2 separate regions of the Homo sapiens genome follow, and region 1 is linked to region 2. Evidence: chromatin loops called from intact Hi-C (ENCODE). Cell type or tissue: natural killer cell. All regions are shown on one strand. Links, peaks and the distances in the headings refer to the core of each region. The heading gives the core; the rest is flanking DNA.

Region 1 (4,410 bases), core at 289-4,288, 430 kb after region 2:
CCCTTAAAATATTCCAATATTTGGCCTACATCTTCAGGTTTTCTGCAAACAGCTCAGAAGAGACGTTCCCTTAGGGCAGTTATTTTCTCCTTGAAATGTTTTTAAAATTACCTAAAATGAGCTTTAATCAATCGAACACACTTGTTTTGATTGTTGAACCTTTTAGTGAATCTACCTCAGAGTGCAAGCCAAATAAAAAGTGAAATAAATTTGAATAGCAGTAGCTGAGGCTGCCCTTAAAATGTCAGTCTTTACGATAAAAGTCACATGTTTAAGCTATGTTTTTATTGTTCTTGAAGGCCCCAAAACTCTATCAGGTGAAAGGAGGCAAGGAAAAGGAATTCTATAAATAATACAGCCCATACTATATTTGCTAATAGGATTGAATGTGACAGTTTCGAAAATGGCATGCATTAATGACTGTTTTGTTAAAAAATTCTAGGAAAAATTATACCAATTTTTGACAAAAATAATTTCTGTATGTAAATACAAATGTAAACCACATTGACCTAAAATAGGTCAGAGATTGCCTGGTAATGCCAGGTAGAAAGAGAATGGTTGGCAAAGAGGCATGAAGAAAATTTGGGGTAATGGAAATGTTTGCAGTGATGATTGTGCTAATAATTGTGTGTGTGTGTGTGTGTATACACTATATATATAAATAATATATAATATATATTATATATATGAATAATATATATAATATATATAAATAATATATAATATATTATTTATATATATTATATATATTATTTATATATATTATTTATATATTATTTATATATAATATATATTATATATAATATATATTATATATAATATATATATTATATATATATATTATATATATAATATATATATTCCCACTGCAGCAATTCTTGAATTATGGTAGAAAAGGTGGTGAATAAATGTTCCCCATTCCAGCCACAGGGCAGAAAAATTTGAGGCAAATTTTGTGTACTGAGAGTTTGGAGGTCCAGCTGCCCAGAACATTAGACAGCTTGACAACATACCCCTCTACTGATTTTCCTTCTTTCCCTTTACATTCTTTCCTATTTGCTACTTCTGCTCCATGGGATCACTTTCAGAAATAAACTACGTACATGTAAGCCTTTTTTTCCAAGGGCCTGCTTTCTGCTAGGTACCCAGGGTAACAAATATATCTTTTCTTCAAAGTATCTCTATACTGTAAATATGGCTGATGCTATAAATGGTGAAGGTCTGGCAAGATCTTAATGATGCCTTCAGGGAAGAAAGATCTGTTTTCTGCAGATTTCTGCATGTGTTCAATTGAATTATTCATTTGAAACTTTTCCAAGTTTAGGTTGTTCCTCAACTTTGTTTTGTATAAATGTAGCGTGATGTTAAGAGAAATATTGCCAGCCAATCTGAATGAAAGGACTCACATGAGCTCCTCTGTTGAATGAGAATTTGCAAACTTGCAACCTACTTTAGTGGGAAGTGAAACTGAGATGTGTTTTGTGCATTTCATTTAGGGATATTAGTTTGCACTTTTATTTCCCCAAGGCCAAAACAAATGGGTACTGTGTATCTTTTCATCCAAATAGGAAAATGTTTCTCAGCAAAGCTTTGGCTTGGTTTGTTGTTAAGGCATCCTTTTAAATTGGTAAAGAATATTTTTCATCTGTAGCTTAAGACTAAGACTTGGATGTAGAAACTGGAGTCACAGGTGTCCTAGGAGTGTGCTCATACCAGTTCCTGAGAGTTGAATATGCAGATCTCTTCCAAACTTTGTGTTCATTCACATCACATAAGCAGCTTGAAATTGGCAATGGCGGGAATATTTACACCACTGAAATTGGCAAATGTCACAGATCAGGGTTTTCCTCCTCCCCCTGGTGGTGAGTTTACTGGCTCATGAGTGGTATAATCCACCAGAAGGCAAATGCTTCACACTGTCAACCATCCTCAGTTTGTTTCTTCCTACTGTCTAATTACTGAGTTACCTATATACAGTCCATAGTTTAGAGGTAAAAGGGAATGAAAACCATCTTTAAAATATTCTTACGTTGTGGATTAGATAATGAATATCTGGTGAGATTAGATGATTTACTTAGCACACAATTAGTTGCAGGGTTTGGGTTAGAATCATCTCTTTAACTCTTAGCTGCTTGGTGGGAAAACAACTCTGTAATTATCCAGAACTATAAGGTACCCTTGTAGTTGTGTGGATTCACCTTGACTTAAGCATTCCAACCAAAGCCATACACGTATTTGGATCTAAACCCTGTATTCATGCTATGCTTTATGGCAAATCCTAAACAAGCCTGTGGAGATTTTCATTTGTTTGTTTCATCAGCAACTCTAAGTCTTGTGAAAGTTAAAGAACTCCAAGTTAACTTTCTTAAGCACTAATATACATACACAGACTCTAGGATTGAAAATTGCAGTGCTAGTCCATGTATATGTCTTGAATTCATTGTTTTTAAACTCATGCAATATATTAGATCTAATAATAAGAGCTATAAAATAGATCTGAACTTTGAACATCGTAATGCTTAAGAAAATGATATATGACATAAAGTATCTAATACCAGAAAGCCACATTTGTAAATATGAAAAATAAAGGCAAAATATAAACAAAATATTCTCAGAATCTTGAACTCATAGCACAAAAAGAATTTTGAGAAAACCCTTAGTACAACTTTATTAGTGATTTGCAAAATAGATATTTCTTGAATTTAATTGAATCCCAGAGGACATTCTAAAATTTAACTGTAGCAACTTTGTTAGCACACTGCAGTGTTTCCAAAGGTTTATATAGTATAGGGAAAGCTTGTAGGCTGGAATGAGAATGTTAATTCCCATGATAGGGTTATAGAAAGAATAGCAGTTAGTTAGGGGAAGGCTTCTTGAAGGGAGTAGTTTGTTCCTTCTCCTTATCTGTGGACTATGTAAGTTCTTATCGGCGTTGCTTGGATGGGCTTTAGATCTTTGTCCCTTATCCCAGTGGTAAAATTTTGAGATGCAAATGCTTCTGGGTATGTTTGGGGGAGAATATCTACATCTTTCACCAGATTTATAAATAATTATGTTAATCTCCAAAGGTAAATGTTAAGGGAAAAGTTCATTAACTATTTTTCAGCATCTATGTTCAGCACTGTACATACATACATTGCACACATGATTTACATACATATATTTACATGCATGATTGCATTTACTTAATCTTCACTGTTTGAAGAAATAACATTATATGTCTCTGATTGGTTTAAACTGTTTTCCTGCAGCAGGCTCTTGTACTCTTAACTCTTACAGTTTATGCTAACTGATTTCAGAGCTAATTGGGTGGATTAATATGTAGGATGGTAAATAGTTACTTTATTTTTCAAATCCTTATTATCTTGTTTGCTTCCTTGGGTTTATCATTATTTCCCGCATTAGTCAAGGTTCTCCAGAGAAAGAGAACCAATATTATATATAGATATATAGAAATATATTCATTATGAGAAATTGATGCATATGATTATGGAAGCGGAGAAGTCCTGCAGGCTGTCCCCTGCAAACTGGGGGCCGAGGAAAGCCAGTGGTGTAATTTCAGTACAAACTGAAGTCCTGAGAACAAGGGTCATCAGTAGTGTAAGTTTCGGAGTCCAAAGGCCCAAGAACCAAGAGCACTGATGTCTCAGGGCAGGAGAAGATGAATGGCCCAGCTCTAACAGAGAGAGCAAACTCACCCGTCTGTTTTTTTTGTTGGGCCTCACCCACATTGGTGAAGGCGATCTTCCTTACTCAGTCTATTTTCTTCAGAAAACACCTTCCCAGGCACACACAAAAGTAATATTTTACCCCTATTGGGCATCACTTAGATTAGTCAAGGTGACATAAAATTAACAATCACATTATCCAAAGTGTTTTATAGAATATTGGCATCTTCTATCAGGAACTCACCTGAGCAAAAATGCATATTCAACTAAAGAAGGGAAGCTTCTGACTGTTTATAAAGATAAAATGCTCTGTAAAGTTTTTGTAACCAGTCTATGAAATGAACTTGTAAAATTCTAATACTTAAGTGGCCAGTTGTCCCCTTGAATATTGGAGTTTTTGTGTTTATGGGCAAAATACGTGGCGGTAGTTTCCCAACATTCATTTGAAGGCTTTTGTTTGGCCACAAAAATCAGTAAAAACATATATTGTAGTTGCACTTGAAGTTTTCATCAATTGAGCTGATGAGAAAGCAGGTGGTTACAATGAAGCAAGACAAGCCTTAGATTGCTGCAGGCATGACTCACTATGAAATACAAGTGAGCAATATGTAAAAGCAGCAAAGAATTGAAAGGATGGAATAATTTCATATTTCAACACAAAAGATTGCCTAGGATTTTTTCCTATTCAAAACGGGAAATATGACCTTCTGTCCTAGCTCATAAACAAATCTATTCAACATTT
Region 2 (4,410 bases), core at 292-4,291:
GCAATGAGACAATATTCAAAACTGAAACAACAGCACACAGCCATTTTCTTAGTCTTTCTTGTCCCTCCTTTAATTATACGTGCAATTTAGCATTTTGATCTGAATTCAGAAGAAAGACAGGTGAGAAATGATTTGCCTCAAGTTAAACTCCAAATTCCATTCTCTTAACTAAACATGTTGGCATCATTAATAGAAGGAAGTGGTGAGACAAATACAAAATTACATTTCTGTAAGAGAAATAACTCTCTAGGCTCTGTAAATGCCCATTATTAGGGGAGATAATCTTTAGACAGCAATAGGGATGATGATTCCTGACATCACTATAGAGGCTCTTGGTTAAGGCACCTTAAGAACAAATTGCTTCTGGATGCATACTGAGATGCATGGTGACTTTTGTGTTTGTTTTTTGAGTAAATCCCAGCCACATGGTTACCAGACAGTTTTCTTCACCTAGACAGCTTTAGTAAAAAAGCATCAAAGAGGAGCTTAGTCAACATTTAAATCGTTACCGAATATGTGTACAAGTATTTACCAAGAGCTTAATATATGTGATGTATTGTTTTAGACACTGGGAATAGGGCAATGAAAAAAAGAGTTAAACATCTCTCCCCTCCTTCAGTGTACACTCTAAAGAGGCAGAAAGATAACTAATAAATAAAAAAAACTGAGCTACAAAGTGTATCAATGAATGATAAGTGCAATGGAGATTATAATCTAGGGGTGATAACAAGCACCTGGGAAGTGGTGAGGGTTGGGGGACACAGCTATCACACAGGGTGGTCAGAGACGGTCTCCCTTAGGAGGTGACTTCTAAACACAGACACAGAAGGTCAGGGCTGGTATAATTATGTGGGTGACAGGCTGGCTGGCTGGAAAGGACACAAACTACAGAACATGTGTGAGAAAGAGAAGGGAAGCCAGAGGGGCTGAGGTGAATGAACAAGGGTAGCAGGAGTAGGAGTTGAAATCAGAAAGACATAAAGGCAGAACAGGCAAAGGATCAGAAAGGCCTTGGAGTTGAGGTAAAGCACTTATCCTCTTGACCTCTCTAGTGGGAAAGGAAGCTCCTAGAGGGATGTGAGCAGAAGGGCTGTATGGTGGTACTTCTGTTTTACCAGCATCACACTGACCACTGGGTTGAGAATGGGGGCAGAGGGAAGCCAGAGAACACTTTAGATAGAGGCCACTGCAATAATCCAGCCAAGGTAGTGGAAGGGCTAGTGCAGACAGGGAATGGAGAAGTGATCAAATTCCAGGCATAGTTTAAAGACAGAGCTAAAAGAACTTTCAGACAGACTGTGTACAGGATGGAGAAAAAATAGAAAGGAGATGTCAAGAATATAGTTGTGTGTAATAAGATGGAAGGCAAAGTAGGAAGAACAGATTTATGAAGGAAGGTCAGAAGTGTGGCTTTGGAAATGTTTAAATTTGAGGTGTGTCTCACACAGGCAAATGGAGAAAAGTAGATAACTAGAAATATGAGACTGGACAGAGGAAAGGACCGGGCTAAAGATGAGAATATTTAGGAATCATCTCACAAAAGACAATTTTTAGAACAAGACAATAGGGAAAATATCCAAAGGCAGTGAATGTAGATAGAGGAGGGAAGTCTAAGGACTAAATTGTGGGACACTCTAAGAGGGAGAAGAACCTCCAAGGAGACTAAGTAAAAAGGACCACAAACTAAGGAAAAAGCAGGTGAGCATGGTATCCTGATAACCAAGGGAAGAAAGTATTGAAAGAAAGAGGGAGTGTCAACTTCTCAGGAGGTCCAATGAAAGAAAGACTAAAAATTGGCTGATGGCAAAAAGGTTCAGGTACTGAACTGAATAATATCTATTAAGACCATATATACGTCTCCTTAAAAATTAGTTTTTAGGAGCTATGCCATACTATCCACATGTCTAGCAAGTAAGACCTCTTATTATATCAGAAATTTACACCAGTCTTTTGTATCTGCTTACACATATGATGATACATGTGCTAAATCCACCATCTTAGCCTTCTAAAGCAATGATATAAGAATTATAATTCTTTATAATTCTATCTTCCCCTTTATACCTATTTGCTGGATGATCAATAATATGTACTGAATGAAACAATAATAAAGCTACTTCATAGACTTCAGTCACAAATGCAAACAGGAAATTGAGACGCTCACTTTTGCACAAGGGCAATTAATTGCAAACAGGAACTACAGATAAGCAGTTAAGCAATTATACCTACATACAAAGGTCAACAACCAGCCTTGCCTGTTCACTGAAGATCAAACTGAGTGCCTAGTATGGTAATCATGTATAGGCAATTTAGGAAAGTGAATATATTACCTAAATTCTAATAAAGCTCGTAAGTGAAATTCATCACTTTTACCTTCTACATGGATTTAGCACAGTGCGTAGAGAAGATGCTCAGTCAGCAGCAAAGACAAGAATGAATGGTGTGCATGCCCAAGGCTACTACAAATGACCACTCTGGCTATGTCCTACAGTACTCCAGAGGGCGCTATTTACCAGGCTACCATGTCATGAGACGTGTAGTGCAGACATGCCCAACCACCTGTGGCAACCCTGGGGAGCATCAGTCAGACTCTGACTTTTATCCTAAAGCTGAAAAGCAATCACGGTAATGGCACATATATGCTAAATATCCTTTGAGATCAACATAAACTGAAACAGGCCTAAAGAAAGAGACAGTTATTAAATGCCTACCTATGGGTTTGATTTTTACCCAGTTCTATAGGTGAATATGTTTTCAGCATCTGATTATAAGCTGCTAAAAGGCAAGTAGAGCATGCAAATGTTATATACCAGAAGAAGTAAATGCCTTTTTTTTTTTACTGCTGACTCTTATGTGATGACTTTGCAACCTTAGAGAAATCTGTAAGAAGAGGCTTCAAAAAATGCTGACTCAGAAATAATTTACAAACCATGCTTTTAAGACATGTTGGTGATTTTTATCCTCTTAAATTTGGGGAGTCAGTTTTGATTCTGAAAAGACTGTTCATTTTACAGTAAGTGTCATGCAGTATATTTTGAATTTAGGCAGCTAATTATCAGGCAAGGCCCAAGTTTTTTGGCTCTGCTAACAATTATGGAAATTTCCCCTATTTCTATAGTTTTCCATATAAAATACAGTATTTATTTGCTAGCATTTGCTGATCTTAAACGTGGTCCAATTAACAGCTGTAACACAAGATACAAAAGTGACTTAAATTACTCCCAGATAATAATTTAAGATTCTTGGCTTACCAATTGAAATAACAAAAGAAAAGTGGCCTTAGAACAAGTAACACAAAAGTCTGTAATTTAGAGCATCAAGACATTTTTTCCCACAATTATATAAAACTACATAGAAAAGAAAAAAAAAACTCCTCCTGACTCTTGTTGAAAATCTCCCATAGAGATCCAATGGCAGAATATACTGCAAAGTACCTGAGATGTTAGGCTTTAATCTCCTGGACCCTCAAGGCTATAATTTTTCCTGGTAATTCTAAAGCCACAGTTAACTACATAACAGAGAGCATCAGTCAGAATTTAAAAAGCAAAAGCAATAAACATTTTGCATGTTACTACAAATAAATAAATGGAATTTAACTAACTGGAAAGGAGTTAAGGGCTGGGAAAGAATATCATGGAAGTAGGGTGAGAGGTGAAAAAAAAAAATAACAACAGGAGACTGCCTTCATATTTGCCAAAAAATGTTCACCATGCTTGGGTCAACCTCACACCTAGCATCTCTTCTCTACATGTCTGCACTTTTCTTAGATATACCTATACTTGGATTTTACTAAGAAAAGTAACAGAATAATCACGTTTCATCTACCTTCACTCAAAAATTCTTGCCCAGCCTATAATTAATCATTCTTATCTGTTCCCCAAATATCTTAAGCTTTCAAAATTCATTCAATTTATTTAAACTCTTATTTATTGAGCACTCTTATTTACTGATACATTTACCAATATATCTGTGAAACTGACACAAATCCCTGCCTTCAAGGAGCTCGCATTCTAGTCTAGTCAAACTTATTTGGGCAAATAATCATTTTGGTATTTTTTAAAGTACTAAAATTCAATCCCATTTAAAAAGGAATTAACTAGCATCTACAGGAATACTTAAATATTTACTGTTTTACTTACTATCACATTTTTCCAAGTAGCTATCAATACTCACCCAAGGTACACAGAGAAAAGTCCTTTGGGTGGTTGTCAGTAGTTTACATTCCTTCCCTGCCATGTGTGAAATCTCCTTTCTGTGTCATTTGAAAGCCATCCGTTTTTACCTTGGTGTGTGAATCGGGGTCATCTGTGGAGCTTCTGAAAAGCAGAGCTCAATTCAGACTTACTGAATAACAATCTCCCACAATAGGAGCTAAACATGTATATTCTTTAAAGCTCCATAGTTGGTTCTGAT

What was found. Hi-C counts contacts between places; a loop is a spot of excess contacts. Peaks named below come from ENCODE experiments on the same cell type or tissue, not always from the same donor. Only the 100,000 strongest peaks of a DNase experiment are listed, where the experiment ranks them.
Region 1: it touches region 2 in a loop (14-fold over the local background); 16 of 110 quality-filtered maps call a loop at or near these places.

Annotation. Positions count from the first base shown.
Region 1 is chr4:101,595,543-101,599,952 of GRCh38, forward strand. No RefSeq gene overlaps it. Among named protein-coding and RNA genes, the nearest start is that of BANK1, 190 kb to the right of the region's middle. In natural killer cell, for the core only: CTCF peaks have their summits at 1,842 (motif pointing left) and 2,051; a DNase peak (open chromatin) is centred at 1,849.
Region 2 is chr4:101,166,914-101,171,323 of GRCh38, forward strand. All of the region lies in intron 2 of PPP3CA (protein phosphatase 3 catalytic subunit alpha), which reads right to left. Among named protein-coding and RNA genes, the nearest start is that of MIR8066, 72 kb to the right of the region's middle. In natural killer cell, for the core only: CTCF peaks have their summits at 2,495 (motif pointing right) and 2,695; a DNase peak (open chromatin) is centred at 2,518.